Linked DNA regions of Homo sapiens: region 2 is linked to region 1. Evidence: chromatin loops called from intact Hi-C (ENCODE). Cell type or tissue: A673. All regions are shown on one strand. Links, peaks and the distances in the headings refer to the core of each region. The heading gives the core; the rest is flanking DNA.

What was found. A loop is a pair of places that touch in the nucleus more often than their neighbours do. Peaks named below come from ENCODE experiments on the same cell type or tissue, not always from the same donor. Only the 100,000 strongest peaks of a DNase experiment are listed, where the experiment ranks them.
Region 2: a loop joins it to region 1, with 2.3 times the contacts of the local background. A loop is called at or near these places in 5 of 110 quality-filtered maps.

The regions. Positions count from the first base shown.
Region 1 is chr15:52,138,322-52,141,240 of GRCh38, forward strand. GNB5 (G protein subunit beta 5) reads right to left here. Exons shown (of 13, transcript NM_016194.4): 7 at 2,819-2,919. Among named protein-coding and RNA genes, the nearest start is that of BCL2L10, 27 kb to the left of the region's middle. RefSeq lists an enhancer at 1,544-1,643. In A673, for the core only: CTCF peaks have their summits at 1,708 (motif pointing left) and 1,908; a DNase peak (open chromatin) is centred at 1,700; H3K27ac peaks cover 960 bases.
Region 2 is chr15:51,781,123-51,784,041 of GRCh38, forward strand. TMOD2 (tropomodulin 2) reads left to right here. Exons shown (of 10, transcript NM_014548.4): 6 at 1-52; 7 at 1,599-1,706. Among named protein-coding and RNA genes, the nearest start is that of TMOD2, 31 kb to the left of the region's middle. In A673, for the core only: a CTCF peak has its summit at 1,407; a DNase peak (open chromatin) is centred at 1,449.

The DNA.
Region 1 (2,919 bases), core at 420-2,919:
GCAGTGAGCTGAGATCACGCCACTGTACTCCAGCCTGGGCAACAGAGTGAGACTTGGTCTCAAAAAAAAAAAAAAAAAAACTCATTTTTTTTTCTTTTTTTGCAGGGAAGGAACAAATTACAAGGAGGGGAATCTGCTCCCGCCCTGGTGTTGCACCCACTGGCTGTCCACAGGACCCCCTCCAGCCTTGACTTCCCTCAGGAGGCCTGCATACATCCAACAAGATGACTTAAGCTAGCAAAGTAGCTTATGGACACACAAAACCTGAACCGAGGCTGAAATTTGGGTACTCATATTTTGTTGGATGCTCAAATTCCCTCAATCTCTCCTGGCCCACACCCACTAGTGGCTGTTCCAACTCACTGCTTTCCTAATAACACTTGCAGTAACTTACAGTTTATTTTGAGACACCAGGTCCAAACAATTTTCTTTAAGCAACTACCCCAGTCTTGCTCTTTAATTTAGGAAATTTTCATACCATACTGTTTGATCAAAGAAATGAATAGTTTTTAAAAGTTAAAAGTAGATTTCTAATACTTTTCAATTTTGTGTTTCTGATCTTCATTATAATATAAGTAAAAATAAAGTTTAAAGACCAAACATTTATTCATATAAATGCATTAAACAGAACCCCTAACTCATTGTCACTCATTTGTTCTGGAATGCAGAGAATTTGTAAGTTTAATACCATAGTCTCATACCAGCCGCTTGAGTTTCTCTTTTATCAACCTAGATCCCAGGGATTGAAGAAAGCTGGAGGTTCATGAGTTCAGTAGTACCCAAACTAGGCCATGTATCAGCATCATCCATGAAGCTTTGTGTTAATAATAATAAAATTGGCTGGGTGCAGTGGCTCACGCCTATAATCCCAGCACTTTGGGAGGCAAAGGCAAGTGGATTGCTTGAGCTCTGGAGTTCAAGATCAGCCAGGGCAACACACCAAGACCCCATCACTACAAAAAATACAAAAATTAGCCAGGCATGGTGGCGTGTGCTTGCAGACCCACTACAGGCCTACCAGCTACTTGGGAGGCTGAGGCAGGAGAATCACTTGAGCCTGGGTGGTGGAGGCTTCAGTGAGCCCAGACTGTGCCACTGTACTCCAGCCTGGGTACTAGAGTGAGACCCTGTCTCAAAAAACAAACAAACAAACAAACAAATAATAAGAGTTAACGCTTACTGATATTTACCAGGGACTACACTATGTACATGAATCATCTAATTTAAGCCTCAGAAAACCTTATGCAGGACAGATTTACTACTTTACTATCCTCATGTGCAGGTGAGAAAAATGAAGCACGCAGAAATTCAAACGCTGTCTAGGATCACCAGCTAGAACACAGCGGAGCCAAGATCCAATCCTGCTGTCTGCCTCCAGAGCCACCCTTGACCTACCCTGCCTCCCAGGCCGCGTCCCCGCCGAGGTAGCCAGCTGTGACTTCCCTTTATCTCCGGCTAAGCTGCTTGTTGGAAAAGAAAGCACTTTCTCACCTACTGGTGCCCCCTTTCATCCCCAACCCTGCCCCGGGGCAACACAGAGCGAGTCTGATGGGTCTCCACAGAGGGGCTTCAGATGCCTGATGGTCGTGGTAGCCCCCTGAGCCTGCCTTCATCCAGCCTAAATGTCCTCTGTTGCTTTGGTTTGCCTCAGGCCCAAAGACATCTCATTTTGGCCACTGCACCAGTCAGTGGCCACAGCGCCCCCTGGTGAACAAGTCTGCAAGATTCCTGGTTAGGCTCAAATAATAGGTGTAAACAACAGGGGCACAATGGTGACACTGCAAGTCCCAACATCCCTCCAGTCAGCAATTGAACAATTACCCAGCCACCTGACCTCCCTGCCTCTAACCTCCCCATCCCTCCTGACATCAATTCACTGAAGCCAGAGTAAACTATGGAAGGCTTTAATCTAACTCAGACACTTTTCTCTTTTAAACAAACCAAAATCTGACTCACCCCTGCAAGGGCTCCCGTCACCTACAGGGTCCAGCCCAGGCACTCAGGGAGCCCTGGGATCTGGCCCCACCCACCTCTCGGCTGCCTGCCTCCCACTGTGCTCCCTCACACTCTGTGGCCGCCTGGAGTGGCAGCGGTCCCTCTTCACTGGCAGCAGCAAGTCTGTGACCAACCCCTCCTGCTCGGAGCTCCCCAGTTCCCCCACTGTCCAACCATTATTGGTTTTCATGAAGGTCCCTGAGGGCCAAGACTGAGCTTTTGGCCCCAGAGCCACGTGGTATCTGGCAATATGGGTAGTAGGTACTGAGAAGGTTTGCTGAATAAGTGTGAATAAATAAACGATGCGGTGCTTTCACCACTTGCTAAAGAAAACTTAAAGTGATAAAGGTTGTGTTGTTTTCACTGTAGTGTATTTAAAGTAGAGCAAAGATTTAATATGGTGAAGCATTTTCTTTTTGCATTGGTTAAAACAGGACTGTAAAGTGAGATGCATGCAGTGCACAGCTCTGAAGCCCGACAGCTCAGTGAAGCTTTACACACGTTAGCACGCAGACCAGGGCACAGTAACTGCCTGCACCCCAGGGGGTTCCCTGCTCCACTCCCACCCTCGCCAAGTCAATCAGAGGAGGATTTTCAATATGCCATGCAGTTTTATCTCAACACTACCAACAATCACTAGCCCCAACCTTCTCATGTTATTAAAATAATAATAACTAATGAGAAACAATAGGAGCTTCCTCTTAGAGCAAACTACTGGAGCACAGCCATCTTGTTCAGAGAGACGCCGAAAGCTTCCTCTCCTCTCAGCTCCTCTTTAGTGCTCCTTGGCAGGTCAACCTGACACCGGGGGCTGCCTATTTACCTGCATGTCAGAGTTGGTGAAGCTGCAGGCCGACAGGTAGTTGGTGTGCATAGCAACAGACTTCTTTTTGGCAGCCATGTTTTCATTTTTGTCAAACGTCA
Region 2 (2,919 bases), core at 255-2,754, 360 kb before region 1:
GATGAAAGCCAATGATCCTAGCTTGCAAGAAGTCAACCTCAACAACATTAAGGTATTTCATTGTGATTATCATCAGTCAGTTAATTTATCATGAGGTCAGAAAACTTACCAGAGATGACCTATTGCTTGTTTTCACACCTGTTTGCAGTTCTTTGTAGTCACTGAGTTGGAGTCAAGGTATCCTATTCAAAAGAAGTGGGTTTTGGAAAACAGTGATTTCTATAATTATTTGAAAAGAATCACCATACCTGAGTTAAGCATAGTACATTAGTTATATCTATTGCTGAGTAACAAATTACTCCAAAACTTAGAGGCTTCAAACAACAGACATTTATTATTTCACACACAATTTTTCAGTGTCAGGAATCTGGTAGTGGCTAGCTGGATAGTGTGGCTCAGGGTCTCAAATGAGATGGTAGTGAAGTTGTCATCCAGGGCTGCAGTACCAGGCTTGCCTGGGGCAGGAGGATCCAGTTCCAAGATGGCAGATTCATGCGGCTGTTGGCAGGAGGCCTCCATTTCTCACCATGTGGCTCCCCAGAGCGAGTGATCCAAGACAGAGAGATGAGAAAGCAGGAAGCCACAATACCTGTTATGACCTGGTTTCTGAAGTCACATGTTGTCACTTCCACTTTATTCAATTTGATAATAAGTCATGCCACTCTCAAAGGGAAAGAGTAGGAGAGAGAGAGAGAGAGAGAGTGTGTGTGTGTGTGTGTGTAAACATTACCTGAAGTCTCTTTTGTTTATTCTTTTGGGGCCAATTCTTAGCATTTAATAATAACCAACTTTTATTGAGTACTTACTATGTGCCATGTCCTTTACTAAATACTTGGAATTTATTATCTCATTTAATTATTAGTTGGACTTAAAGAGTTGTTAACGTCATAGAGTTAGTCTGTAGTGCAGCCAGGACTCTTCTCCACTTCTAACTGCACCCCACATTGTCTCCTTCCCCAGTGGTCATTACTGTGCTAAATGATCTAGAAAAAGGACTACAAAGATAAATAAGATTTATTCAGTCTTTACTCTGAAAACAATTATATTAGGAGAAAAACACTAAACAGATAATTATAACATGATGTGGTGAGCCACCAAATATCATTGAATTGCAAGAAAGAAAAATTTTAATGCTACCTAGGAGATCCAGTAAACAAAGGAGATGATATTACATCTGAGTCTTGAAAGAGAAAAGGACAAAAGGAATTTCCAGGCTAAGGGGAAAGCATATATAAAGGTCTGAAAAAGAGAACGACTTTGGTATATTAAAACAGTGGCAAATACGTCAGTCTGGCTAGAATACAGAGTGAAAAATAAAAAGAGGGAAGTATAGTATCTGCATACTTTCTTGGTTAGGGAAAACAGAAAGACGACACTCAGAGGTACCATAGTGGTAGTTTAGATTCCCCTATTGGACACTAAGTGGTGCTGTTAGCTCAGGATAGCTTGGTTGCTGAAGGCTAGGTAATGACCCTCATTTAGAAGGGATATCGTGTATTTATCTACACATACCTGGTATTTAAAGGTTGTGGGTTCTTACCTTGGCAAGAGTGTGCCATACAATGGTTCATCAACTAGCCATGTCCTCTCTGTCTTAGAACATTCCAATTCCAACCCTGAGGGAATTTGCAAAGGCTCTGGAGACCAACACTCACGTGAAGAAGTTCAGCCTGGCCGCAACTCGCAGCAATGACCCTGTGGCCATTGTGAGTAAAATTCTTAGAAATATAACATGAAGTTATTTAATTCACTGGAAACTCTATTTACTTTGTTTCATTAGCTAACAATTTTTTAGATCTGGAAAACTTACCTTCTACACAGTTAGTGAGCAAAATTATAGTTACAATGCAATAGTTAAACTTCAGAACTGAACTGTCAGATGCTTTAAGTTATCTGGAATTTTGTCAGCATTACAGTTTTCAGAGAAAGAAACAAGATAAGTTTGGCATTTAACTAACTGAATATTTAGAGTTTGCTCTGTGCTTAGGATACATTTTCTAAAACTTTCACATCTACAGTCATTGGATATCATGACCCTAAAGCCCTTCAGGAATTAGGCATCTATAGAAATATTGAAGTAGCTGGGCGCGGTAGCTCATGCCTGTAATCCCAGCACTTTGAGAGGCTGAGGTGGGTGGATCATGAGGTCGGGAGTTCGAGACCAGCCTGGCCAATATGGTGAAACCCCATCTCTACTAAAAATACAAGAACTAGCTGGGCATGGTGGCACGCGCCTGTAGTCCCAGCTACTTAGGAGACTGAGGCAGAAGAATCACTTGAACCCGGGAGGCGGAGGTTGCAGTGAGCCGAGATCATGCCACTGCACTGTAGCCTGGGCGACAGGGAGACTCTGTCTCAAAAAAAAAAAAGAAAAATTAAAGTATATTTTAATCTTTGAAATGGATTAATATGTGTCTAAAATATCTTAGACAACAAAATCAGGAAACATTCTGTGTTTGACACCAGAATGTGAAAAAAATAGCCAGCCAGGTGTGGTAACGTACACCTCTGGTCCCAGCGACTTAGGAGGCTGAGGTGAGACAATTGCATGAGCCCAGGAGTTCTAGGCTGCAGTGAGCTATGATTGCACCTCTGCACTCCAGTCTGGGCAATAGAACGAGATGATAGATAGATAGATAGATAGATAGATAGATAGATAGATAGATAGATAAAAGAAAAATAGCCAACTAAAAGTTCTATTCTTCCTATGCATTTTAGATAATTTAGCCAAATAAGGAAGCCCCTTGTCCCAGGTAAATACTTATACCATCACTATCATGATTTTTATTCTTCCTATCAATAGCCAATTAGTAACTCCTCCTATTTATAGCTACTTTATTGAGGAATTAGTAAATGCCAGCACTGATCTTCGTGCTTTCCATGCAGCATCTCATCCATTTGTCACTGTAATACTATGAG